Linked DNA regions of Homo sapiens: all the other regions are linked to region 1. The links are chromatin contacts, found by Hi-C or POLR2A ChIA-PET in ENCODE. All regions are on one chromosome and are shown on one strand. Each heading gives the region's core, a stretch centred on a gene start or an enhancer-like site at or near the end of the contact. The rest is flanking DNA. Distances are from core to core; before and after follow the strand shown.

Region 1 (6,455 bases), core at 1,713-4,212:
CAAAGTGTGCCTTCCTTGGGGAACCATAACAGGGTTCTCCCAGAGCCCTAGAGTTTTGGGGAACAACATGAAAATGGCCCAAACCTCTCACTTTACAAACAAGGAAACAGAGGCCCTGCAAAGAGCTTTGCCCAGAGTCTTATGGTTAAATTCATGGTTAAAAAGTGTGGAGTCTTGGCCAGGCATGGTGGCTCATGCCTGTCATCCCAGCACTTTGGGAGGCTGAGGCACGTGGATCACCTGAGGTCAGGGGTTCGAGACGAGTCTGGCCAACATGGTGAAACCCCGTCTCTACTAAAAATACAAAAATTAGCCGGGTGTGGTGGCGGGTGCCTGTGATCCCAGCTACTCGGGAGGCTGAGGCACGAGAATCGCATGAACCCGGGAAGCAGAGGTTGCAGTGAGCTGAGATTGCACCACTGTACTCCAGCCTGGGTGACAGTGAGACTCTGTCTCAAAAAAAAAAAAAAGTGTGGAGTCTTGTCCCAGCTCCTGAAAACCAGCCCAGGGACAGCTGGCAGCAGACAGTGACCAGGTGGAGCACACAAAAGCTATGCCAACCAGTTACAATAGGTGGGGCAGGGCCCACCAAGGTGCCAATGTGTAGGGGAATTCTCAAAATATGATCTGGGGATGCTTGGGATCCTCAAGATCCTTTCGGGGGGTCTGAGAAGACAAAAGGATTTTCACAATAACACTAAGATGGCATCTGCCTTTTGCACTCTCATTTGCTCTCAAGCATATGGTGGAGTTTCCCAGAACATCACTAGAGGCCTATTTGATTATATACTCTTGTTTGAAAATGTCTCAGTATTAACTTCTAACGTGGTAAATACTGACAGATATATAACTCCAACAAACAAAAGCACTCTGGGGTCCTCAATAATTCTTAAAGTATGAAGTCTTCAGATGAAAGAGTCCAGATCCACTTGTATAGGGCAATGGTGGGAGTGGACAGTGCCCATCAGTTACAATCCGAGCCCTGTCTGCATCCCTCTGCCCGCCCCTCCTCGCTCCCACTCCTTCCCCCATCCCAGGCCCAAGATGCTTTTATCTGACTGGGGAAGTTTGACTTGTGAGATGTCTGAGAATGCTGTGAACATCTTTCAGGATTTCTCACCCCACTGTCAGCCTAACTGGAAATGCTGTGCTAAGTGCTTTAGGATGGGTTCATCCTGTCACTTGAATTTCACAGCAACCATAGAATGCAGGCGTCATCTCATTGTACATATAAGAAAACTGAGCCTCAGAGAGGTTAAGTCACCTGCCCAGTGTCACCCAGCTAAGAAGTGCCACAGTCATGATTTACATAATGGTCTATCTTACTCCCAAGTCTAGGAGTCTCCTCCTGTGCCAAGAACAGGAAACAAAGCTGTGGGTTCAGGCCTCCCAGCAACAAGCCGCTAACAGAATAAATGGGGTGATAAAGAAAAATGAAAACCACTCACGCAACTTCCAGGCTGTCTTGGTGACCACAGGGGTGGCCATCCTTCAGCTGGCTGGCACCTGAAGCCCCACCCACAAAATAAACTGTGCTTTCCTCGTGGGGTGGGGGTGGATCCCCCCCCAGATCCACCAATCAAGTTGGCAGAGAGTTCCCACACATCCAGGCAGACAGAATGCCTCGTCTTCTGGCCCTGGGGTGCCTCGTGGTTCCAAATTACCCACAGCAGCAACAGCAGCAGCCTGTGCACATCTGTCACGATCCTGGATCATGGAATGTTAGGCTCGAGCCATCTCAGCTCAATACAGGGCTGCAATACAAACAAGAGGTGACGTCATGTTAGAAAATGCTTGGTAAGAGCTGTTGCTCCCTGGATCACCAAGACCACTTGATAAAGACTGACACCCACCAAAGCCACCAGAGTCAGAAGCTGCACTGCAAATTAGGTTTGGGAATCTGCAGAGGGGGCACCTCAGGTAGGGTGATTTGGAACGTAAGGAAAAAGAAACTCCTCCCAGAGGCCAGGATAATGAGCTGCAGCTCTGTTCCGGGATGCTGGCTGCCTAAAGTGCAGCAGCCGCAGTGGGGCGGAGAAGACCACGTGTCTGCAATTCACATAGATTTCCTGCGAGTCGTTGTTTTTGTCTGACGTGTGGGATGTGGGAGAGCGGAGTCAGAAGCTAAGCTTAGGGGCCTAGGAAAGGCATCCCAGAGACGGCCACTGAAGTCCTCCTTGGAAAGAATCTCGAAGACGACCCTGATGGTCCAATTCCCCAGCTCCTGGCAAGGGAACCGCTCCTGCTCCCTGCGATTCCCAAGGACAGAGCTAGGAACTAGGCCTCCAGTCTGGGCGTAAGTGGCTATGACTCTTCAACTCTAAAAGGCCTCCTCATGGAGCCTCCCACCTCCTTCCCACAGCCACTTCACCTCTTTCCCATGAGCCCGCTCCCCTCCGTCCCCTTTCTCCTGGGTCCCCGGGTCTGCCTCTCTAGTCCTCCGTTCACACCCCCTTTTCTCCCTGCCCCCTGAGTCTCCCACTTATGCACATCCTGTCTCCCGATATCCCTCACGTGGCCCCTGCCTCGCCAGACTCCCGTTACTGCCCTTTCCCATATGCTCGCGGGGTCTCCCATTCATTCATTCTCCTACTTCTCTTCTCCCTATTCATTACCTGTCCTTCTGCAGACCCCCAGCTCTGCTTCCGGCCTCCCTGGTTTTGCCCCCTCCGGCCTCCACCCCGACCCCTCTCGTCCGGGGGCGGGGGCAGGTCCCTCGGCCACGGCTGATCCTCCCAACCCTCTGCTTGCGGAGTACGGGCTCTAGCCTCCCCACGCTCAGAGCTCTCTGCCCGCAAGCCCAGCCAGCCCCGCCTGGCTCGGCCCAGCCCAGGGCCCACCGTCCCCTCGCCACCTCGTCCCCTTGCCCACTCCACCTGCAGCTGCGGCTCCGGAGGCCGAGGCTCCGCTCCAGGCGCGACCCCCACTTGCCTCCATCCCCTGCCTTGATTGGCCGCTGCTTGACAACCGACCCTCACAACAAAACCTCCGGCTCAGAGCCCCGCCCACCTTGCCTCCCGCACCAATCAGCTGCCGCGGGTGCTCCGCCTCCTGCCAGGACTGACCAATGGAAGCAGGCGCTTCTGCCGCTTTTCCTCAGTACCCGCCCTCTTTTCCTAAATAGGACTAATCAAGAGGAAGGAACGTTCAAGAGCCGCCCCTTGGCCTCTAATAAACCAATGCAAGCTGCCGTTTCCTTAGTCCCGCCTCCGTCTCAAGTTTTCCCTTTCCTCTCCGTTTCCTCCCTCGAACCTAATTTGTGTCTGAAAACTTTTGAGAGCCGCCCTCCAATGGCGGCTGCGCCAATGGCTTGAGCAACCGTCCTGGATTGACCAATCAGCGTCCGCATTATTGGAAAACTCAATTCCCAGATAGCCAATGGGAAAGGAACTTCGGGGGCAGTGTGAAGCCTCAGGCCTTCCATCTTGGAGTGGGGCAAAACCTAAGGAGGCCTTAGTCGGCATTTTGCCGAAGCTCCTCATTCTTCACTTTGCCTGCAGATGGTCCCCCGTGGCAGGAGGACTTTGTCCCTGTTCTTTGACCCGGACGCCGGCTTGAATCCCCCATGGGAGGTCTAGAAGGAAACAGCCTGATTCCGGAGCCGAGGCAGGCGCTGAACCCTGTAGCACTGCACACGCAGCCACCGCCTCGACTAATGGATGCGTGGGCAAGGGGCTGCTCCCTGAATGGCTGCAATCAGGGAATCGGAGAAAGGCCAGCTTTATTTGTGACACGTTGGGCGGGGTGGGCTCTGGGAAGCGCCGTAACCCTTCTCGACTCAGGGCCTCTCGCGTGGCCGCTTAGGAGGGACTTGGCCCCGCAGCCGCCTCTCCCTGTTGCCCAGAGGTTGTCCCAGGCACCCAGAGCCCCTCGAACCTTGCCCTTCGGCCTCCAGCCTCTCACCGCAGGTCAGGGCTCCTTGGGCTCACATAACGCCCAGTACAACCATAAGAGGTAGGAATTCCTGTTCCCATTTACAGATGAGGAAACTGAGGCCCGGGTTAAGATGCTTGCAGAAAACCACACGGTCAGAAAGTAATAGCCCCAGAATTCGAACCCTTGTTCTGAAAGCCAAAGCGTGGGGGAGTCCCCACTCTGCCTTCTGCTTCAGCCTTCTGCTTCAGATTCTCCTGCTTCAGCCTCCTGGGTAGCTGGAACCACAGGCGCCCGCCACCACGACGGGCTAAGGCTAGTTTTTATATTTTTAGTAGAGACGGGGTTTCTCCATTTTGGCCAGGCTGGTCTTGAACTCCTGACCTTAGGTGATCCACCCGCCCCAGCCTCCCGAAGTGCTGGGATTACAGGCGTGAGTCACCGCAAGACACCTTTAAAAGATTAGCAGAATAACATCGGATCAAAACTGTCTAGCCTGCAGTTCCCCTTAATTTTGTATTATAAAAAGAAAACTAAACAGAGAAAACTTTAAAAGACAATATAATGATACCACGTAGATTCCAGTACTTGTTAACAGTTTGCCATATTTGCTTCGTCTGTGTGTCTTTTCGGAACCATTTGAAAATTGTAGATATGACATTTCACCCCAACACCAAATACTGAGCATGTATCTCTTAAAAATAAGGCCCTTGGCCAGGCGCGGTGGCTCACGCCTGCAATCCCAGCACTTTGGGAGGCCAAGGCGGGCGGATCACCTGAGGTCAGGAGTCCGAGACCAACCTGGCCAACATGGTGAAACCCCGTCTCTACAAAAAAATACAAAAATTAGCCGGGCGTGGTGGCGCACGTGCCTATAATCCTAGCTACTGGGGAGGCTGAGGCAGGAGAATCACTTGAAACTGGGAAGCAGAGGTTGCGGTGAGCTGGGATGGGGCCACTGTACTCCAGCCTGGGCGACAGAGTGAGATCCATTTCAAAAAATAAAAATAAAGCCCTTATTCTACAATAACCATTGTTATCACCACTGCTAAGAAAATTTAATTCTGTAACAACCAGTCCATATTCGTATGTCCCCAGTCATCCCAAAAACCTTTTAGGACTTTTTTTTTCTAACTAAGAACCAATCAGTATTCACCACACTTGACTCTTAAGTTCTTTCCATTTCTGTCCCCAAACTTTTATTTTTATGACATCGATCTTTTGAAGAGATCAGGCCATTTACCTAGATTGTCCCACGTTAGGAATGTTTCCTTTTAGTATCATTTACCTGAATTTCCTGAAGTTCTTGTTAGATGGACGTTCTTCTTAAATGCATTTCTTCCCTTGAATTTCTTAAGTTAGGGCTAAAGGCTTGATTAGATTCATGACAACAAGCAGTCAAAAACACTCCAGAGGACACATTGTAAGTGCACAAGGTTGATGAATTTTTACAAACCGAACACACCCAGGTCAAAAAGCAGAACGTGACTAGAAACCAGAACCTCCCCTCCCAGGGCTCCATGCTCACATCCATTCACTAACCCTCACACTCCAAGAGTGACGGTTGTCCTGACTTCTAATATCACCAATTAATTTTCCTTATTTTTGTTCTTTCCATAAATGGAATAATAGAGTATGTACTTTTGTGTCTTGAATCTTTTGACATTATACTTAGGCAGTTTGACCATATCATTCCATATAGTTGTGTTGCAGTTCATTCATTTTCATTGCTCTATGATATGGTTTGGCTGTATCCCCACCCAAATCTCATCTTGTGAATTGTAGCTCCCATAATTCCCACATATTGTGGGAGGGACCCAGTGGGAGATAACTGAATCATGGGAGGGGTTTCCCACATACTGTTCTCATGGTAGTGAATTAGTCTCACGAGAGCTGATGATTTTATAAGGGATTTTCCTTTTTGCTTGGTTCTCATTCTTTCTTGTCTGCCACCATGTAAGATGTGCCTTTGGCCTTCTGCCATGATTGTGGGGCCTCCCCAGCCGTGTGGAACTGTGAGTCCATTAAACCTCTTTTTCTTTACAAATTACCCAGTCTTGAGTATGTCTTAATCAGCAGTGTGAAAACAGACTAATATACTCTATAACCTCAACATTATTGGCATTTAGACCTAGATAATTATTTGCTGTGGGGGGCTGTTCTGGGCATTGTAGAATGTTTAGCAGCATCCCTGGCCTGTATGCACTAGATGCCAGTAGCATTCTCCCTAAGCAGTTCTCCCTAAGCAGTTAAAGACAACCCAAAATATCTGAAGACCACAATTTATGTATCCATTCTGCTCTTGATGGGCATTTGGGTAACTTCCAAGTATGGTGCTATTATCAATAATGCTGCTATGAAAGTTCTAGCACATGCCTTTTAGCAGATAACTATCTATCTACATTTCGGTTGAGTTGTTCATCATTCTTACTTGATGAATGATGGATTGGAGTAGAACCTAAGAGTAGAATTGTTGGGCTTTAGTTTAGCTTTAATAGATAATGCCAAGCAGTTTTCCAAAATGGTTGTACTGATTTATACTTTCACTAGGAAGGCTATTTGGGAGTTCCAGTTGTTTCTCA
Region 2 (6,455 bases), core at 1,271-3,770, 1.0 Mb before region 1:
AATACCTTGATTTTTGATTTTGGGCCTCCAGAATTGTGAGTGAATAAATTTCTGTTGTTTTAAACCACCCAATTCATGGGGATTTGTTACAGCAGTCTGAGCAAACTGATGTACTGGTATGTTTGAAATTCTTGTTTCTTGGTGCTGTAAAGAAATAGCACTTGAACATAAATTTAATTTCCTCAGCAAGGCCATCTTTATACTTTCGGCAGAAAGGGTACACTCGACAGCAGTTTTGCCATGAGAGTACACCAAACAAAGGAGACAAGGTCACTTATAACCTGATACATCCACCTTGCTGCTGTGTCCGGTTTTCATTGGCTGGAACAGGTCCTCACATTTTGTATTTGTTCTGATTGGCTAGCAACTTAGAACTTTTTAAAAGAGGCAAAGGCAGAGGAGAGCAAAGGAAGGAGGAAGTAACTTGTGGAATGCTGAGAAAGGTAAAAACACCTTCAAATAAGGAAGAGGAACAGGCTATGACCTAATGCTTGCTTGGACCAGTATAAGCATGCCAGGGCAAATATTTAGGCTAAATGGTGGCAGCTAGGAACATAAAGTACATTGATTTCTTTATTATGGCTAGCAGATATTTAAGACTGTTAGTACAGGTCTTTGAATACATTTTGTTTTTAAGAGAAGTTACTATTTATTTCTAATTAGACAGGGAGGAAAGTCTTTAAAGAAGAATCTCTACTTTACTTTTCACAGGTAGAATCCCAAGTCATGGCCTATAGGCGCATAGGTCAAGGTCATATGAGAGCATAAGGGTCTGAGACAGTAAATTGGAGCTGGGCCGGAAGGACCTAGAATGTGGCCCTAAGTAGGGGTTTAGACTTTACCATTCAGGCAACGTGGAGCCACAGAGGAGATATTAAATTGCCAAGGTACACAGTTCTATCTCGGTTTTATTTTATTTATGTATGTATTTATTTATTTATTTAGAGCCAGCGTCTCACTCTGTTACCCAGGCTGGAGTGCAGTAGCGCAATCCTGGCTCACTGCACTCTTTTTTTTTTTTTTTTTTTGAGTCGGAGTCTGGCTCTGTTGCCCAGGCTGGAGTGCAGTGGCGCGATCTTGGCTCACTGCAAGCTCCGCCTCCCGGGTTCATGCCATTCTCCTGCCTCAGCCTCCCGAGTAGCTGGGACTACAGGCGCCCGCCACTATGCCCGGCTACTTTTTTTTTGTATTTTTTTAGTAGAGAGAGGGTTAGCCAGGATGGACTCGATCTCCTGACCTCGTGATCCGCCTGCCTCGGCCTCCCAAAGTGCTGGGATTACAGGCGTGAGCCACCGCGCCCGGCCTGCACTCTTGAATTAATGGGCTCAAGCAATCCTCCCTCCTCAGCCTTCTGAGTAGCTGGAACAGGCACGCAACACCACATCCTGCTAATTTTTTTTTATTTTTTTAAGAGATGGGGGTTTCATCTTGTTACCCAGGCTGGTCTCAGACTCTTGTTTTCATGCTATCCTCCTGCCTCAGTCTACCAAAGTGTTGGGTTTACAGGCATAAGCCAACACACCGGGCCCCTACCTTGGTTTAAGAGACGAGTATCAGAGAAATAGACTACACATGAGAAAGACTCGTTTGACTTGTGGATGTGTCTGAAATTCATTTGCTTTTTCCTTTAAAACCGATTCATTTCCTTCAAAACCGATTCATTTCCTTCCACAAACAGTTATCAGGATTTGACATACACGAGTTTGTCATTAATGACCATGGGTTATTTTGTGCTTACTAAATCAGGCCCTGTTTTAGACATAATCTGCTAATCTTATTAATCCTCACAACTGCCCCACAAAATACACATGCGACCCTCTCCATAAAAGGGATAAGGAAGCCAGGTGCGGTGGCTCATGCCTGTAATCCTAGCAGTCTTGGGAGACTGAGACGGGCAGATCACTTGAGATCAGGAGTTTGAGACCAGACTGGTCAACATGGTGAAACCCCCGTCTCTACTAAAAATACAAAAATTAGCCGGGCGTGGTGGTGGCACCTGTAACCCAGCTACTCGGGGAGCTGAGGCAGGAGAATCGCTTGAACCTGGGAGGCAGAGGTTGTAGTGAGCCGAAATCACGCCACTGCACTCCAGCCTGGGTGACAGAGTGAAACTCCATCTCAAAAAAAAAAAAAAAAAAAAAAGGGTGGGGGATAAGGAAACATTCAGGAACGACGTGACATGACTTGTGCTTAGGGAAACTATTAGGGTTGAAAGTAAGGCCACCTTGGGTCCTAATGGCTGTAAGGCATCAGACAAAATACGTCAACTATGTCAGCCTACATTTTCTCATCTTTCAAACTGCCATAACAGCAGCCACCTCTTCGGCCGGCCAGGCCTGGCCCAGCTGGATTAAATGAATGAAGCGCAGCAAGGGCTGGGCGTAGGTAAACTGTGCAGTCATCCTCTTCCACGACCTCCGCTGAGCCCACGCCGCTCCGCCCGCCGGCCGCCAGGGATCGCTGTGACGTGGCTCGGGCCCAGCACGCGGCCGCTCTGGCCCAGGGAAGTCCCTGTCCTTACCTTCAGCAGGAGCCGGTTCCCTGTGTGTGTGTCCGCTCGCCCTCTGCTCCGTCCTGCGGCTGCCCACTGCCCTCCTACGGTCCACCATGGCCCTGCTGCACTCCGGCCGCGTCCTCCCCGGGATCGCCGCCGCCTTCCACCCGGGCCTCGCCGCCGCGGCCTCTGCCAGAGCCAGGTAAGCCAAGGGAAACGGAGATGGAGCCAGGGCGATGGCCCTGCCCCGCCGAGCTGCGAGCACCCCAGGACATTCACCCCTCCCGGCCCCCAAATACACACTGTCACTCACACGCACACACACACACTTTTCTGCCACCCCCTCGGCTTTCCCTTACTGGGGACTGAGGATTGAGCGTCCGTGCCCCACAGTGATCCTCAGGATCCCACATCCCTCTGGTCCCCGCACTGGGCCCTGCAGGAAGGCGTGCAACGCAATCCCTAGGGAAAGGAAGTGTGGCCCTCGGCGGTTGCCGGACTCCCATTCAGTGGGAGGGGTGCGGATAGTACTGGGGCAGCGGCGCCGGGTAACGACCGTGCCCTTGATAGGGTGCCCTGGGGGCGGCGGGCGCACCTGTCCTGGCCCCCGGCCCGCCCGAGTCGGTGGGCCGGCGGCGGCTGGCTGCCGCGTGTGTGCCCTGGGCGGGAAGAGCGCGAGAGGAAGGTTTCCGGGGCGCCGGCATTCGGGCCTCGCTTTCCTTCCCGCACCTGCGACCTTGGCGTGCGGCATTCTCCTGACCTTGCGACCCCCCGAGGTCCCTGTGACCCCGGGGCCCGTTTGGCCTTTGCTTGGGAAAGGGTCGAGGTGTAGTGTGTCTCTTTTTTTGTTTTGTTTTGTTTTTTCCTTATTGCCCCTAAGGAGGTCCGGTTGCAGGGAGGCTATCAATCTTCCTCTCCATCTCCCTGTGCTCTTTCATTCAGTAAATATTTCGTAACTGCAGTTTCTCAGAGCCAGGCTCTGGACCAGATGCCAACGATACAACTGTGAACAAGGCGAGGGAAGGACAATGACAAATGGTCATTGCTCAAAAAATGACAAACGTAATTTCGTACTGTGGCGTGTATAATAGTATGGAGGGAAATTTCAGAGCTTGAAACGAGCTCTAGTAATTCATTCCCAGTGGAGACCGGAGCCAGAAGATTAATTCAACTCAAGAAGCCGATTTGGAGCACTCTCCTTAAGCACTACCTTAATAAGGAACTGAGTTTTAAAACCACCCCCAAGCAGGTATTAACTGCAAGGAGCAAAGCGTAGCTTGGCCTTTCGTTTGAATGTATGCTCTGTGTCTTTCAGCCAGCAGAACTATCTGTCCTTTCCAAGGCCCCACAGCCTTGGCAGTACAGTTTTGCCCAGGCTTCGCACTTTTTTCTCTTCCTGACTTGGCTCCTTCCTGGCCCACTGTCAACGTGTGCTCTTTAAGTCTGCCTACCTAGTGGGCCAGAGCCAGGAGGAGTTATTTATGCAACAAATTTGGAAAACCAAAGGAGTGCTTAAAATTTCCGTCAAGAGAAAGTATGTTTCCCTATTGCAGTAATCTTAAAATAATACCTTGTTTTATGGATTTGGCTAGATCACCTGAAGCTCTAGTGCTTGGTGAAAATCCCTTGGGGTCAGGGTTAGTCATTCTTTCAGTTTGAGAGTCTGACTCATTTTTCTTTTCTGTATTTTTCTTACTAGAATGTAAGTTCCATGAGAGCGGAGACTTTACCTACTTTATATTCACTGTTACATCTCAGCACTATTAACAGTTGCTGGCATGTCTCTTATATTGGATATTTTTATTTTAAGCCCTGATTTTTCACGTAATGCAACGGAAACAAATACAGTATGACATTTTAATGTTGTATCTTAGATCAAAATCTGAACATAGGCTGGTCCAAGTGTAATGGTGTTTACAACTAATTGATCATAACCAGTTACAGATTTTATTGTTCCTTCTCTCGACTAATCTTACACAGGGGAACCACAGTGCTGCAAAATATGTACCAAAAAAAATTCCCTTTTTTTTTTTCTTTAAATACAGGGTCTCACTGTGTTGCCCAGGCTGGAGTGCAGTGGCACAATCATGGCTCACTGCAGCCTGACCTTCCAGGCTCAAGTGGTCCTCCTGCTTCAGCCTCCCAAGTAGCTGGGACTGCAGGCATACACCACCACACCCAGCTAATTTTTTATTTTTTGTAGAGACAGAGTCTCCCTGTGTTGGTCTCAGACTCCTCCCACATCAGCCCCGCAAAGCGCTGGGATTATAGGCTAAGCAACCCCACCTGACCAGAAAATAAATTCTTGAAATAGTTGAGCACCTAATGTTGAGGAATTACTCTTCAGATTTAAATAATGATACCTGATTAGGTGACAGAATCAGATGCCATATTTGGCATGAAGGTTAACTCTTCAGGCAAGATCAGACTTCCCTCCTTACACTGTGGAAGTGATCTTTACCTAGCTCCAAATGGTAAAAGTGGAAAATACTTAAACTGAATTCATCGACATTTCTATTTAAATGGCTCATTCTAATACAATAAAACCTTGTCTGTTGTTATTCTGAAGAACTGAGGATTTATCCAATGGCATACTTGGAACTCTTTGTAAATATGTGGAACTCTTTGTAAGTTCAAGTGTATCATTTAGCTAAACACTGCGAATAAAACTTTCTCTTGTTGACTTGTACTGTAAATGTATAGTGACATGAGATCAGACATAGTTGCAGTTCAATGAAGAAAAAAAAAGATGCTAATGTATTTTGATTTATAATGATTTGCTTTTAATTATTTAATTCTGATTATTTACTTTTTGGTGAAATAACTGAGCAGGTCTCGTGAGACTTTAAAAATGCAGTGTGCAACTGTGGTACCATAACCATTGGTTAAAAGATCACAGACCAGGCACAGTAGCTCACACCTGTAATTCTAGCACTTTGGGAGGCTGAGGCAGGTGGATTGCTTGAGCTCGGGAGTTCTAGACCAGCTGGGCAACATGGCAAGACCCCGTCTCTACATAAAATACAAAAATTAGCCGGGCATGGTGATGTGCACCTGGAGTCCCAGCTACTTGGGAGGCTGAGGTGGGAGGGTCGCTCGAGCCTGATCGCTTGAGAGGTGAAGAGTTGCAGTGAGCCCGCTGATCACGCCGCTGCACTCCAGCCTGAGCAACAAAGCAAGACTGTGTCTCAAAAAAAAAAGATCACAGCTGTGCTATTGTCTCTGCCATTTTTAGCTCTGTGATTGTGGGCAAGCTAATTAACTTCCCTTCTGATTTTAAAGTAAGAAGAATGTGAGGAAAAGCAGTTTAAAAACTGTAAAACTTTAAGTAGGCTTAAGCTCCAGGGAAATTACAATGCGTTTCGATTGGAAAGGCTTACCTGAATACTTGGTACCTAACCTCTCTTGGATGACCAGTCAATATTGCTCAATGTTTGAGGCTTTGTGCCTGTATCCAAAATGTACTGATAGAAATCACTTTCTAGGTCACAGGTTATCAGCATGAGTTTTGCCCCTAGAACACTCCTATTTTCATCTACTCGATTCCTTTAAAAACATCAGAGTTCTTACAATATGTGTGTAGTCTTTACCATTTTAAGAAATGGAATAATGAAAGGCATGGAGGAGTTGAAAGATGGTTACTAATGTGGGGCTAATCAAATTGAGTATTCCCTCTAGGCCAGGTGCCGTGGCTCACACCTGTAATCTCAGCACTTTGGGATGCTAAGGTAGGAGGATCACTTGAGCTCAAGAGTTGGAGACCAACCTGGGCAATATGGCACAACCCCATCTCTACAAAAAACTAGCCAGGCACGGTGGCACACACCCATAGTCCCAGCTACTCGGGGAGGATCACTTGAGCCCGGGAGGTAGAGGCTGCAGTGAGCCGTGGTCACGCCACTGCATTCTAGCCTGGGTGACAGAGTGAGACCCTGTCTCAAAAAAAAAAATTGTATCCCTC
Region 3 (6,455 bases), core at 1,869-4,368, 950 kb before region 1:
GTGAAAGAAGCAGACAGAACAGGTCACATATTGTGTGACTCAATTTATATGAAAGGTCAAGAATAGGCAAACCCACAGAAGCAAAGAGTAGATTCAGAGTTGCCAGGGGCTTGGTGGAGGGGGAGATGGGAAGTGACTGCTAATGGGTTCAGGATTTTAGTAGGGGAGGGTGATCACAATATTCTGAAATTAGATAGTGGTCATCATTGCACAACTCTGAAGAAACTAAAATGCACCTTATTGGACTCTTTCAAAGGGTGGATTTTATGGCATACGAATATCTCAACAAAACTATTCTTATTTTTTAAATTTTTTTTTCCAAGGCAGAGTCTCACTCTGTTGCCCAAGTTGGAGTGCAGTGGCGCAATCTCGGCTCACTGCAGCCTCCACCTCCCAGGTTCAAGTGATTCTCGTGACTCAGCCTCCTGAGTAACAGGGATTACAGACATGCACCACCACACCCAGCTAATTTTTGTATTTTTAGTAGAGACAAGAGTTTCACCATGTTGGCCAGACTGGTCTCGAACTCCTGACCTCAAATGATCTGCCTGCCTCAGCCTCCCAAAGTACTGGGATTACAGGCATGAGCCACCATGCCTGGCCTCAATAAAGCTATGTTAAAAAAAAAAAGGCAGACAATTCAAATGTCCTTCAAAGAGTGATGGGTAAGTAAACTGTGGTACATACATACCACTGAATACTACTCAGCAATAAAACCTATCTGTGTTGACGTATATAGCTTAGATGAATCTCTTCTAGGGAATTTTACTGAGTTAAAAAAAAAAAGGCAATCTTAGAAAATTACAGACTGTGTGGTCTATGAACTGAATGTTTGTGTTCATCCCAAACTGATATGTGGAAACCCTAATCCCCAACGTGATAGTATTTGGAGACGTGCCTTTGGGAGGTAATTAGGTAATTAAAGCCCTCATGATGGGATTAGTACTATTTTTTTTTTTTTTGAGACAGAGTCTTACTCTGTCACCCAGGCTGGAATGCAGTGGCACGATCTCGGCTCACTGAAACCTCTGCCTCCTGGGTTCAAGCAATTCTCCTGCCTCAGCCTCCTGAGTAGCTGGATTACAGGCGCATGCCACCACACCCAGCTAATTTGTTTTGTATTTTTAGTAGAGATGGGGTTTCACCATGTTGGTCAGGCTGGTCTTGAACTCCTGACCTCATGATCTACCTGCCTCGGCCTCCCAAAGTGCTGGAATTACAGGCGTGAGCCACCACACCCAGCCGCAGGATTAGTTCACTTATAAGAAGAAACAAGACCAGGCATGGTGGCTCATGCCTGTAATCCAAGCACTTGGGGAGACTGAGACAGGAGGTTCACTTGAGCCCAGGAGTTTGAGGCCATTCTGGGCAACATAGGAAGACCTTGTCTCTATAAAAAATGAAAAGTTAGCTAGGCATGATGGCACGCATGCCTGTAGTCTCAACTATTTGGGAGGCTGAAGCGGGAGGACTAGTGGAGCCTGGGAGATGGCGACTGCAGTGAGCTGTGATTGCGCCACTGCCCTCCAGCCTGGGCAACAGAGACCGTGTCTCTAAAAATAATAATAATAATAAAATAAATAAAAATAAGAGAGAGTTTACTTTCCCTCTCTGCTTTCCGCAATGTGAGGACACAGCAGGAAGATGGCCATCTGAAAACTATGAAGATGGTCCTCCCCAGAACTTGACTCTGCTGGCATTCTGACCTCAGTCTTGACAGCTTCCAGGACGGTGAAAAATAAATCTCTGTCGTTTAAACCACCCAGTCTATGATACTCTGTTATAGCGGCCTTAACTGATTAAGACAGTATGATTCTATTTTTTTTTTTTTTTTTGAGACAGAGTCTCACTCTGTCTCCCAGGCTGGAGTGCAGTGGCACGATCTCTGCTCACCGCCACCTCCGCCCCCCGGGTTCAAGTGATTCTCCTGCCTCAGGCTCCCGAGTAGCTGGGACTACTGGCGTGCACCACCATGCCCAGCTAATTTTTGTATTTTTAATAGAGACAGGACTTCGCCATGTTGGCCAGGCTGGTCTCGAACTCCTGACCTCAAGTGATCAGCCCGCCTTGGCCTCCCAAAGTGCTGGGATTACAGGTGTGAGCCACCGCACTCAACCAGTATGATTCAATTTATATAAACTTTTTGGAGGCCAGGCACGGTGGCTCATGCCTGTAATCCCAGCACTTTGGGAGGCTGAGGTGGGTGGATCACTTGAGGTCAGGAGTTTGAGACCAACCTGGCCAACATGGCGAAACCCCATCTCTACTAAAAATACAAAAATTAGCTGGGAGTGGTGGTGCATGCCTGTAATCCCAGGTACTCGGGAGGCTGAGGCAGGAGAATCACATGAACCCGGGAGGCAGAGGTTGCAGTGAGCAAAGATCGTGCCACTGCACCCCAGCCGGGGAGACAGAGTGAGACTCTGTCTCAAAAAAAAAAAAAAAAAAAAAAAAAAAAAAGGTGTGATTTGGGTTTCTAAGGATTCCCAGTGTGTCCTCATCGGTGAGGACCTCTGATGCATGGAGAGGTAAGTGCAGTGGAGAGCATATCCACAAAACAGAGATGAGGCTATTGGGATGCTGGAGATTACGTGACAATTTATGAGTGACACACAGCCAAGAACAGAACCAGGACTGGATGCCCATTTCGTCATTCAACAAATATTTACTGAGCACCTACAATCCCTCAAAAACTGTTCTAGAGTCTAAACCGATGGGGTCGTAACCATGCCCCCAGCCCACTCCCTTGCAGGAAAGACCGTGGCTCCAGGTCCCCCACATTACTGATTAAAAAAAAACTCCAGTGCTCTGGCCATGGGCGTGAAGGCAAGGACAGAGACCGGGAGGATAATGAGGCCAAACAGCTTTGGCCCACCGCCACCGGGACTGGCAAAGAGGCCAGACCTCCTAATGCTCTTCCTTGGAGGAAGGAGCAGTGTTTGATTTGGTCAAGAGGCCAAGACTAAAAGTAAGAGGATAAACACGAGCTGGCTGGACGCGAGGCTGGCTCAGGGCAGTGCTGTCGGGCTGAGGATTCAGGGAGCTGGTGTTGTCCAAGCTTCACATTTGCGGAAACTACAACTCCCAGCGTGTCCCGCGGCCGCCCGAGCGGGCGTCATGTGATGCATGCTCACGTGTCTCCGCAGCCGGCTCGGGAAAGAATCCCCCAAGGTAGGTGGCCGGAGACAGGCTCTGGAGGGTGGAAGTGTTAGATCCCCGAGGTCTGTGGAGCCCCTCAGTCCCCGCCACCGCGGAAAAGCTCAGACCCTTTCCCTGCAGGGGTCCAGATCCTGGCGTCCTCGCCCCACGCCCGTCCCTCTGTTGCGCCAGCTCTGCCGCGCCTTTACCCAGCCAGAGGGTCTCCACCCAGTCCTAGGCCGGGATCGGGTCCCGGAGCTCCTCCCCAGGTTACCCCACAGTAGCCCACCCTTCTCGCTCCAGGCCTGGGAATCGCCCCGCCCCGGCCTCCTGGCCCGGGTGCGCCCTGGCTCACCTCACAAAGCCTCACCTCACAAAGCAGCCCACCCTTTCTATCTCAGGGCTCCAACCCCAGGCTGGACTGGGAGCACACTCCAGTTGGGATCTGAGGGGCCTACATCGCTGGCCTGAGCATGTGGGCATCAGGCTTCTATTCTGGCTCTGCCAGCTACCCACTGTGACCTTAGTCTAACCTCTCCCTCCTGGGCCTGTTTTCCTATCTGTCCTGAAGCTCCATTTCATGAGTAAGCGTGAGAGCCGCTCAGTTTCCTCCAGCTCTGCTGAAGCCAGCACAGAAGTAGCCCAAACTCTTCCCTCTGCTGACAGCAAATTTTAGGCAAAGTCTTGAGAAAGAAGAAATTGGGTCCAGAAAGGGAAGTGAGGAGAATCAGATCCCAGACCTTTGGGGAGAAGGAGCAACCGCCTCTGGCACAGCCCATCAGGGAGAAAGAGCAGGTAAGGTGCAACAATGAGCTGAGTAATTTGCCAGTGAGCAGTGGGGGTGCCGAGAGGTCTTAACCAAGGCAGAGAATCTGCAAGAGGTGGGACCCCCAGCTTCTGAGTTCCACGAGGACCCCAGCCTGCACTCTCATGTGGGTGGCAGGAGAGGCTGGAGGATGGTGCAGGACTCGGGCAGGGGTGCCCAAGGGAAACATTTTGGTTGGAGAGTCAGGAAGCCGCACCAAGCCTTGTGACCTTGGACGAATCACTCTGTAGACCTCTGTCTCTGTGACGTGAGCAGCGGGGAGGAGATGGTCACAGCTCTGGCAGTGGTCACTTTGCAGGGTTCTTTCTCTAGCTACACTGGAAGCCTGGGAGTCCCAAGACTCTGCCTTCGCTGCTCACTGCTTTGATTTTGCTGAGTTGCTGGTTGGGTGACAGGATGTGTAAGAGGATGTGTAAGCCCTGTGACATCTGACAGATCTTTCTGGGTTTCGAGCCAGCAGAGGAATGTTTCCTCTGGTGCCATGTCCCTTGGTTCCATGCTTGATAACAGATGGCTGAGAGCACATGAACTTTCACCCTTTCCCTCTCATGAGTGGATGGTCCCCAGCTTTGTTTGTCCATCATCAGGAGGAGCAATGGGAAGTAGTCCAAGGGGTCTTGTTAGTCATTTTAAACCCCCAGTGGGCTGAAGGCATCAGAGAGGGTGGCCCAATGGTTAGGGCAGTCATTATGGCTGAATATGCTCAGTTCCCTTTTTTTCCCTCTGGGCTATAAAGACTAAACCAGGCTGGGGGCTGTGGCTCACGCCTGTAATCCCAGCACTTTGGGAGGCCGAGGCAGCAGGATTGCTTGAGCCCAGGAGTTCAAGACCAGCCTGGGCAACATAGTGAGACCTCCTCATCTCTACAGAAAATTTAAACATGACAGGCGTGGGGGGCTTGTCACGTGGGAGAAGTCACATGGGAGAAGAGTTGAGAATTGGCCTGAATTTTGAAAGGCCAATTTTGTTCCCCACAGGAACAAAAAATTTAAAAAGTTGGCCAGGCGTGGTGGCTCACGCCTGTAATCCTAGCACTTTGGGAGGCCAAGGGGGATCACAAGGTCAGGAGTTCAAGACCAGCCTGGCCAACATGGCAAAACCCCATCTCTACTAAAAATACAAAAATTAGCCAGGCATGGTGGCGGGCACCTGTAATCCCAGCTACTCAGGAGGCTGAGGCAGGAAAGTCTCTTGAACCCGGGAGGCAGAGGTTGCAGTGAGCTGAGATTGTGCCATTGCACTCCAGCCTGGGTGACAAAGCAAGACTCCGTCTCAAAAAAAAAAAAAATTTTAAAAGTTAGCTGGCTGTGGTGGCACACACCTGTAGTCCCAGGTACTCGGGAAGTTGAGGTGGGAGGATTGCTTGAGCCTGGTAGATTGAGGCTGCAGTGAGCTCTGATTGCGCCACTGCACTCCAGCCTGGGCAACAGAGTGATACCCTGTCTCTAAATAAATAAAGACTAAACCAGGGAGGGAGTAGAGATTAAAATGGAGTTTTGTATGAGTACCGTGAAATCGGGACTCAGGAATGAGGAGACTCTAGGAGAAGGAGTCTTTGGCAGATTTCGCCAGCCTGGGTGGTAACCAGCTAATAGCAGCCTCTGGGGAAGACTGCCCTGGCTCCTCCCTGCCCCCTTAGTTCCTGCCCTTGAAATCTGGCCTTCTTCCTGCTCTTTCTCCCATTAGCTATCCCAGGGCCTCTGTGCCCATTGTTACCTGGCCAATAGCACCAGGCTGTGGTTTGAGTTTTGTTTGTTTGTTTGTTTTGAGATAGAGTCTCACTCTGTCGCCCAGACTGGAGTGCAGTGGCGTGATCTGGGCTCACTGCAAACTCTGTCTCCTAATTTCGGGCGATTCTCCTGCCTCAGCCTCCTGCACAGCTGGGATTACAGGGGTGCACCACCACACCTGGCTAATTTTTGTATTTTTAGTAGAGATGGGGTTTCACCATGTTGGCCAGGCTGGTCTCAAACTCCTGACCCCAGGTGATCTGCCCACCTCGACCTCTCAAAGTGCTGGAATTACAGATGTGAGCCACCACACCCGGCCCAGGCTCTGGTTTTGATCAGTGTTCTGCTCCCTGCTTGCTTAGGGCTGGAGAGTCTCAGGCATGGTGGTGGTGGGCAACATGGGAAGGGGCATCTGCAGAAATAACAGCAGCAGTGACCATTTATTGAGTCTTAAACCCTTACTGATATTAACACACGACCCACAGGAACATATGATGTAAAGGCCTAAAGGGGCGAAGTGACTTGCCCAGGGTCACACAGATAGGCAGCGGAGGAGTCAGCATTCTGACGGCAGAACCTACTCGGAGACCCAGATCACAGCCCTGCCCAGGGCTGCTCTTGATCTGGGGGTGGACTTGATGCTTTAGGACCATCATTTCTCTGCGGGTCTCAGGCTATGAGCTGAACCTTGAGAACACTGAAGATCCTTTTTCAGGGCTGGGCTCCTCAGAGCCTCTCGAGATTCTTGGAAGAAAAAAAAC
Region 4 (6,455 bases), core at 1,880-4,379, 780 kb before region 1:
TTAGCATTTATTAAAAATCCCACATTTCCTCTCTCATCTTCTAGCTATTTTGCTTTAAATACTTAGATTATCAGCATTAAATGGCCATTTTCAGCCGTTTACCTTTAGTGTGGTGGTCAGCTCCTCTTCAGTCAGCACCTCCTCCCTCCCTATCACAAAGGCTCCCTCTTCCCCTACCATCTCCAGTTTGCATAGGAAATCCCAGCGCTCGTACACTAGGTGCCTTTCAGCTTCAGTTTTTGTTCCTGTAGATGAAACAGCAATGTGAAAGTCTCAGTACACCCAAGGGTTCATTTCTTCTTTAGTCTGCCACCCAGTCTACAAAGTCAACTGCTATTTAGCAAAGCTATTTAACCTGAGGCATGGGTATAGACACACCATCAGTGTCAAATATTGAGTTAATGATACACTCACCCTGTAATGCTGCCTCACGAACTGTCACCATCTGAATGTCAGCTGTGTCATCTGTGTTGTCAGGATATGGTTCAACAAAACCGTACATATGAATCAGTTGCCAGTTAGCCATTTGCCCATAAGTGTTGAAAATCTCATGGCCTTTAGGAATGGGCTGAGTGGCTACCATCCGAAGACAATTCTGAGGTGAAAGGGAGAAGCTGGGGCCATGCCTTTCACGGGCCAGCCCCATGAAGATTATTTCCACTTAAGAAGAGCCTTCAGCAGGTGTAGTTCAGCCATGACTGATGCTGTTAACTACCAAAGTTCTACCTTTAGTTCCTGTTAGACCCTAAACTGTGAAACAAAAAAGGGTTGGGCTAACTTTAAAAGGCCAGCTTCATGTTTAACTGGGTGGATTTCTGCACAGTCCTCTTCAGCACTTAAAAAGTTGCTAGCTTTAAAAACGAAATTTTCGGCCAGGCGCAGTGGCTCACACCTGTAATCCCAGCACTTAGGGAGGTCAAAGTGGGCAGATCACCTGAGATCAGGAGTTCAAGACCAGCCTGGCCAACACGGAGAAACCCCATCCCTACTAAAAAATACAAAAATTAGCCGGGCATGGTGGCAGGAGCCTGTAATTCCAACTACTCGGGAGGCTGAGGCAGGGAGAATTGCTTGAACCCAGGAGGCGGCAGTTGCAGTGAGCCGAGATCACGCCACTGCACTCCAGCCTGGGCGACACAGTGAGACTCCGCCTCGGGGGGGAAAAAATGGAACTTTCGCAGATCAAAGTGGGAAAGGAAAATGGAGGCAAGGATTAAGAAATAACCATACTTACTAATTTCTGATCCTATAAATGTGCCATCTTTTCAGGCTACTTTTTATATAGAATAGAGCTGGTATAAACACAGCTTTATATCAGTTCTAGGATCGTCTTAGACCTTTGGCCTGTGAATGTCCTCATCCCTCCAAAACACGGAGACTATCACTGTTCCAGGCTGCTATCCACAGAGCCACACACAGTCTGGGCTCACTGATGTGATCAGCCAGAAAGGAATGAAACATGGCTATGCAGACCACTCAATGTCTAGCACTAAATAAATGATGGTAGTATAGTTTATCAGAGGATTAACCACAACTTACTTTGAGGACTTTAAAATGTTTCGCATTCAAATGATTCTACAGTAATATGCATACTAAAAGGACATACAGGAGGAGCTGATTTCACCTACTCATTTTGTAGCACTAGTAAGAGAATGGAGCCTAAGACACAATGGCTTGAATCATGCTCAATCAGTGCACCAAGAGAAACTCCACTCACCGCAGAGTATTCTAGATTGGCGTTGTGATTGGCTAAGTGGTTTAGTATGTCTGCAGCAGGCACCATCACGGGGGAGTTGGGCTCCTTTTCATCCTCTTCTTCCTCCAGTGGTTCCTGAAAGCTGCCATTGACAGAACCTGGCTAAGGCCCTGTCTTGGGTGAGGGACTGGGGGTGGATTTCACTGTTTTTCCACTTTTGTCCCTCTATAGAGTTGTAAAGAAAAGGGTTCCGTCCTCAGAGGCCCCACCCACTGACCTATAGGCCATCACAAGGGCCACCAGCTGGTGGTAGAGTTCTAGGGAGCGAACCCTGAGGCTGAAGAGATCGGGGTGGGCTTCCATGAAGGGCAGCACGATGGACTGGTACTCGCTGCGGATGTTGGCCAAATCCTTCTCCACGGCCTCAGGTACGCCTGTGCCCTGGAGCAGGCACCGGCGCTCCTCCTCTGGCCTGCAGGGACACCCACACCCAGGTTCCCTTCATTCCTTCACACACTTTACTGGGTAGGACTGGTGCAGGGGCGGGGAAACTTCTTGCAGCAGGCTACGGTGCAGGCGCTCCCCAACCCCTCCCAAGGCTCTCACCAGAACATCGGGTGCTCCAAGCGGCCCAGCTCGGGCCAGAGCGCAAAGTAGGGCCTCCAGCGTGAGGCCGGGGCCTGCAGCTCGTGGAGCAGCGCCAGCAGCAGTGGCACCCAGCCCGACTGGCTCTGCAGCGCAACTCGCTCTGAGGAAGACACAGGTGTGAGCGCCCCGGCGCGGCCTCGCGGGCCGGGCCCGCCCCGCCCCGCCCCGCCCCGCCCCAGGGCCCTAGCCCGCCGCCGTGCCCACCTCGCTCCAGCAGGCCGCCGATGGAGCAGGTGTGCTGCGACAGGAGCGCGGCCCGCGGCACCACGAACAACAGCTCTCCGGCCTGCACGCTCTCCCGGGCCACCATGCCGTAGCCGGCCACCGTGCCCTGCCGGCTGACCGCCACCTGAGCAGGAGGGCTGGTCAGGGCAGCCCGCGCCCCGCCGCGGGTCCTCCGCCCGCCGGCTCGCTCGCTCACCTTGGGACTCAGCTCCAGCCCCACCCGCCGGCACCAGCTCAGGAAGCAGGCCACAGGATCCAGGTCGCCGCCGTCCACGGGCCCCGCCACCTGAGATAAGTGCGCGCAGTGACCAGGTCCGACCCCCAGAGAGGCCGCTGGGAACTGCAGGAGACCGCGGCGCGAGCGCAGAACGGGCTTTGGGTGGAGGAGGGGACGAGCGGAGAGGGGCGCGGGACCCGCGGGAGGGAGCGGAGGGGGCGCAGGCGGACGGTTCTGCGAACGGAGAAGGGGTGAGGCGCGGAGGAAAAGGCTGGACCCCGCGCCCGCCACTCACCCGTGGACGCTTCGCCTGGGTCGCCATGGTCTAAGAGCGCGTTTCCTCGCGGGCCGGCGCACCGCGCGGTCACTTCCGGCGTCTCTGGCCCCGCCCCGGCGCCGGAACCACGTGGTGCCTGTTTTGTCGTCCACGCTGCAGACTGGCCGGAGTTACCGCGGGCTGGAATCGTTCCTCATGAAAACATCTTGAGTCCAGGATCTCCAATTGCACTCACGCGCTGCGAGTGCAGAAGGAGAGTCCCGTGCCGCTTGGCGCCTGGTTCTGAGCCAGGTACAGCCCTGGCCTTCGGTCTGTCCCCGAGGGCTGAGGCTTCTTGCGGTCTGGGTGCAAGAACAAAATACGGTTTCTGGATCGGAAGCCGAGGGTCTGGTGGCCGGCCGGTGGTGAGCGACGCAACTGGGCGGCGAGCGACCTCCTGATCTCGACCCCTTGTTGCCGATGGCCATGGAACCCTTTTACTGGTGGTATTCGTTCAGAGCAGTTTTCGTGTGTGTTTCAGAGTGGCGTGGCCTAGAGGGCTCCTGGATCTAGAATAGATCCTCTCTGCCCTTATTTGCCAGTACATCCTCGTTTTTAATCTGCTGCATAGCACGTGGTGGGTTTTATTAGCTGACATAGTAGGGACTCAATATCTACCTATTGGGTAAATAAATGAATAAAACAAATGGTGGTTAAACCTGGGGAAGTAGCATGCTGTTAAATGTAAGAAAATGAGGCTGTGAATATAGAGGTTACAGGAATGGGTTTTGAAGCCAAGCAACGCCGCAGCTCAACACTCAGTTTTTTTTTTTTTTCCTTTTTTTTTTTTTTTTTTTTGGCGCGTTGGGGAGACGGGAGTCTCGCCCAGGCTGGAGTGCAGTGGTGCGATCTCGGCTCACTGCAACCTCCACCTCCCGGGTTCAAGCAATTCCCCTGCCTCAGCCTCCCAAGTAGCTGGGACTACAGGCGTACGCTGCCATGCCCAGCTAATTTTTTGTGTTTATTTTTAGTAGAGTCGGGGTTTCACCGCGTTGCCCAGGCTGGTCTCGAACTCCTGAGCTCAGGCAATCCCCCCGCCTCGGCCTCCCAGAGTGCTAGGATTACAGGCGTGAGCCACCGCGCGCGGCCTGGTCTGTTACTCAGGCAAATCCTTTTTCCTGAACCTTAGTCTCCTCACCTGCGAAACTAAGATAATACCTACTCTGTAGAATTAATGTAAGGATTGGTATGTTGACTAAAGAAAAAATATTAAGCTTTTAAATAATTAAAATTAGTTTTATTTAGAAGCCTTATTGAGGACTATAGACTGAGGCCTGTAGCCCAGGAGTAATCTTGTGAGGCTCCTCTAACACGGTATTTTAGTTTAGGTTATACATAGGTGAAGATTTAGTATGTGTAAAATCATATCAAAGTTTAGGGATAAGTATATCTGGTTATAGATTGCAGAGTATAATCATTAACCCTGTCAGACATGATCGTATGTTTAGGAGAAGGCAAAGAGTAGGTCATTTATCTTTGAAGGAATGTAGTGACTCAGGCAAGAGATTTGGAGGGCAGGGGTGTTTTGTTTTGTCTTTAAGGCATTTTTTTCTGGAGAGCTGTATTTTGTTTTTTTGTTTTATTTTGAGGCAGAGTCTTGCTCTGTCATCCAGGCTGGAGTGCAGTGGCACGATCTCCACTCACTACCACCTCTGCCTCCTAGGTTCAAGCGATTCTCCTGCCTCAGCCTCCCGAGTAGCTGGTATTACAGGCACGCGCCACCATGCTCAGCTAATTTTTGTATTTTTAGTAGAGACGGGGTTTCACCATGTTGCCCAGGCTGGTCTCGAACTGCTGGCCTCAAGTGATCTGCCCGCCTCAGCCTCCCAAAGTGCTGAGATTACAGGCTTGAGCCACCGTGCCTGGCTGAGGAGAGCTGTATTTTGTCACAGAGTCAGGGGAGAAATGAGCACATAAGCAGAAATGAGCACATAAGGCTTTTAATGTTTGTGACATTCTCATCTCACCGGTAAAATAATGTGACGTGTACTGGAAATAGAAAGATGGGTGGAGACCATCCTCTCCTAGCACCCTCAACCCAAAACCCAAGCAGCACCAGCAGCCCCTGCCCAAACATTCTGTTTCTCCAAAAGCCTCCCATGATGGGCATGGCATCACCACACTGGAATTCTTCTTAGGTTCTTTATTAGTTTTTCAGCACAGTTAACTCTTTCTACGTTGACTAGAGTTTTGTTTTACATTTTATCATCTCATGACAGCAGCCACCAGAATACACAAAATTAGGCTCTTTACTTTGTGCGGAGAAGAAAATAATAAACATTAAAAGTTCACCTTGACCAAAGAGACAACCTCCAGAAGAACACCACACATGGGAGGACCCGATGTACACACACACACACACACACACACACACATATAATGTATAGATATTTATAGATACATCTGGAAACAGCAAAAAACAAAATTCCAAGATTTGCAGTGTTATCTACAGTAAGAGGGATGAATTCTACCAGCTTTCAAACAGTCACATTCAGTATTCAGAAGAAGCACATGAGGGGGTAGAACTGGGCAGAAACTAACACGCCACCAGGCTAGTCATGGCTTAAGATTATAGAAGGGGGGTGATGTGTGTAGAGGAAATACGCATATAGGTGTCCTCTCAGCCTCAGAACACCCGCCACAACCCTTCCCCCGTCCACAGCCCTGCATGTTTTCACTGCTCTCTCCCGTTTTGGGGTTTGTGATTATTGATTTAGGGTCTGAGACAAATGGCTCTGGTTTCTGGGCCGCAAGATGCTATGGGGTAAGGTGAGTGGATGGAAAGCATACAACGCAGTCCTGGGCTTCAGGGGACAGCAGGAGGCTGGGGTGTAGGGGAAGCCTTTCTCTTCTACCTGACCCTTGTTCATGTCCAGAACCTTCAGCCCCCAGTAAGCCCCAGCCCAGGCGGCTATGGGGTGTGGGACTGTAGAAGCCTCGCTGCCTTGGGCCAGTTGACTAAATAAACTCTCTCTTCCTTAGTGATGCGTCCGGGACACACTGGCACAGCCTGGCCAGAGCTCTGCCTGAAACACCACACTGCTACTGATGGCGTTGCCCTCTGGGGAACCTGGGGGCAAAAAAGGGGTCTCCAGGAACTCAGCTACCCCTGCCTCTGGCCACCTGCGGGCTCCCAAAGGCAGTCACCACGAAGTTCTCAGGGGCACACACACCACACATGGGCTCTCTCCTCCTTCTCCCTCACCCCCAGTCAGGTCACTGTGGGGACAGAGGACCAGGCAACTTCTGCCTCGGGGAGGCCTTGGCTCAGAATTGGGACAGGGCCAGGAGGTGGCAGAGTGTGGGCTGGAAGGGACAGTCTGTGGGGTTCCTGCCCTGACGGTTCTCCATGT

The links. A loop is a pair of places that touch in the nucleus more often than their neighbours do. ChIA-PET counts read pairs that join two places held with the same protein, here RNA polymerase II (POLR2A). Pooled maps may share reads with other maps.
Region 2: a loop to region 1 is called in a map with no recorded cell type, with 13 times the contacts of the local background. The contact joins the promoter of GOT2 here to the promoter of KATNB1 in region 1. A Hi-C loop is called at or near these places in 1 of 168 maps with a recorded cell type or tissue (posterior cingulate gyrus), 3 of 37 single-sample maps with no recorded cell type and 10 of 50 pooled maps.
Region 3: a loop to region 1 is called in a map of sigmoid colon, with 9 times the contacts of the local background. The contact joins the promoter of SLC38A7 here to the promoter of KATNB1 in region 1. A Hi-C loop is called at or near these places in 1 of 168 maps with a recorded cell type or tissue (sigmoid colon) and 7 of 50 pooled maps. POLR2A ChIA-PET finds 5 or more read pairs at or near these places in 1 of 52 experiments (activated CD4-positive, alpha-beta T cell).
Region 4: a map of B cell shows a loop between it and region 1 (32-fold over the local background). The contact joins the promoter of SETD6 here to the promoter of KATNB1 in region 1. A Hi-C loop is called at or near these places in 4 of 168 maps with a recorded cell type or tissue (B cell, ascending aorta, naive thymus-derived CD4-positive, alpha-beta T cell and 1 more) and 13 of 50 pooled maps. POLR2A ChIA-PET finds 5 or more read pairs at or near these places in 1 of 52 experiments (HEK293).

The regions. Positions count from the first base shown.
Region 1 is chr16:57,732,277-57,738,731 of GRCh38, reverse strand. KATNB1 (katanin regulatory subunit B1) reads right to left here and starts at 2,962. Exons shown (of 20, transcript NM_005886.3): 1 at 2,877-2,962; 2 at 1,449-1,754. The coding sequence starts at 1,488. It overlaps LOC107984852 (a long non-coding RNA gene), which reads left to right and starts at 2,088. Exons shown (of 2, transcript XR_001752221.3): 1 at 2,088-2,296; 2 at 3,125-4,903. RefSeq lists enhancers at 1,767-1,836, 3,205-3,374, 3,121-3,415, 3,395-3,504, 4,134-5,111 and a silencer at 2,655-2,894.
Region 2 is chr16:58,730,381-58,736,835 of GRCh38, reverse strand. It overlaps GOT2 (glutamic-oxaloacetic transaminase 2), which reads left to right and starts at 2,520. Exons shown (of 10, transcript NM_002080.4): 1 at 2,520-2,696. The coding sequence starts at 2,608. RefSeq lists enhancers at 2,396-2,475, 2,175-2,793 and silencers at 2,916-3,005, 3,106-3,195.
Region 3 is chr16:58,681,433-58,687,887 of GRCh38, reverse strand. SLC38A7 (solute carrier family 38 member 7) reads left to right here and starts at 3,118. Exons shown (of 12, transcript NM_018231.3): 1 at 3,118-3,171; 2 at 3,710-3,933. RefSeq lists enhancers at 3,332-3,391, 2,902-3,746.
Region 4 is chr16:58,512,191-58,518,645 of GRCh38, reverse strand. It overlaps SETD6 (SET domain containing 6, protein lysine methyltransferase), which reads right to left and starts at 3,129. Exons shown (of 8, transcript NM_001160305.4): 1 at 3,082-3,129; 2 at 2,549-2,855; 3 at 2,303-2,444; 4 at 1,974-2,168; 5 at 1,718-1,838; 6 at 415-595; 7 at 103-245. The coding sequence starts at 3,108. NDRG4 (NDRG family member 4) reads right to left here. Exons shown (of 15, transcript NM_001242835.2): 15 at 5,027-6,455. RefSeq lists enhancers at 1,256-1,425, 2,075-2,244, 3,285-3,454 and a silencer at 2,505-3,164.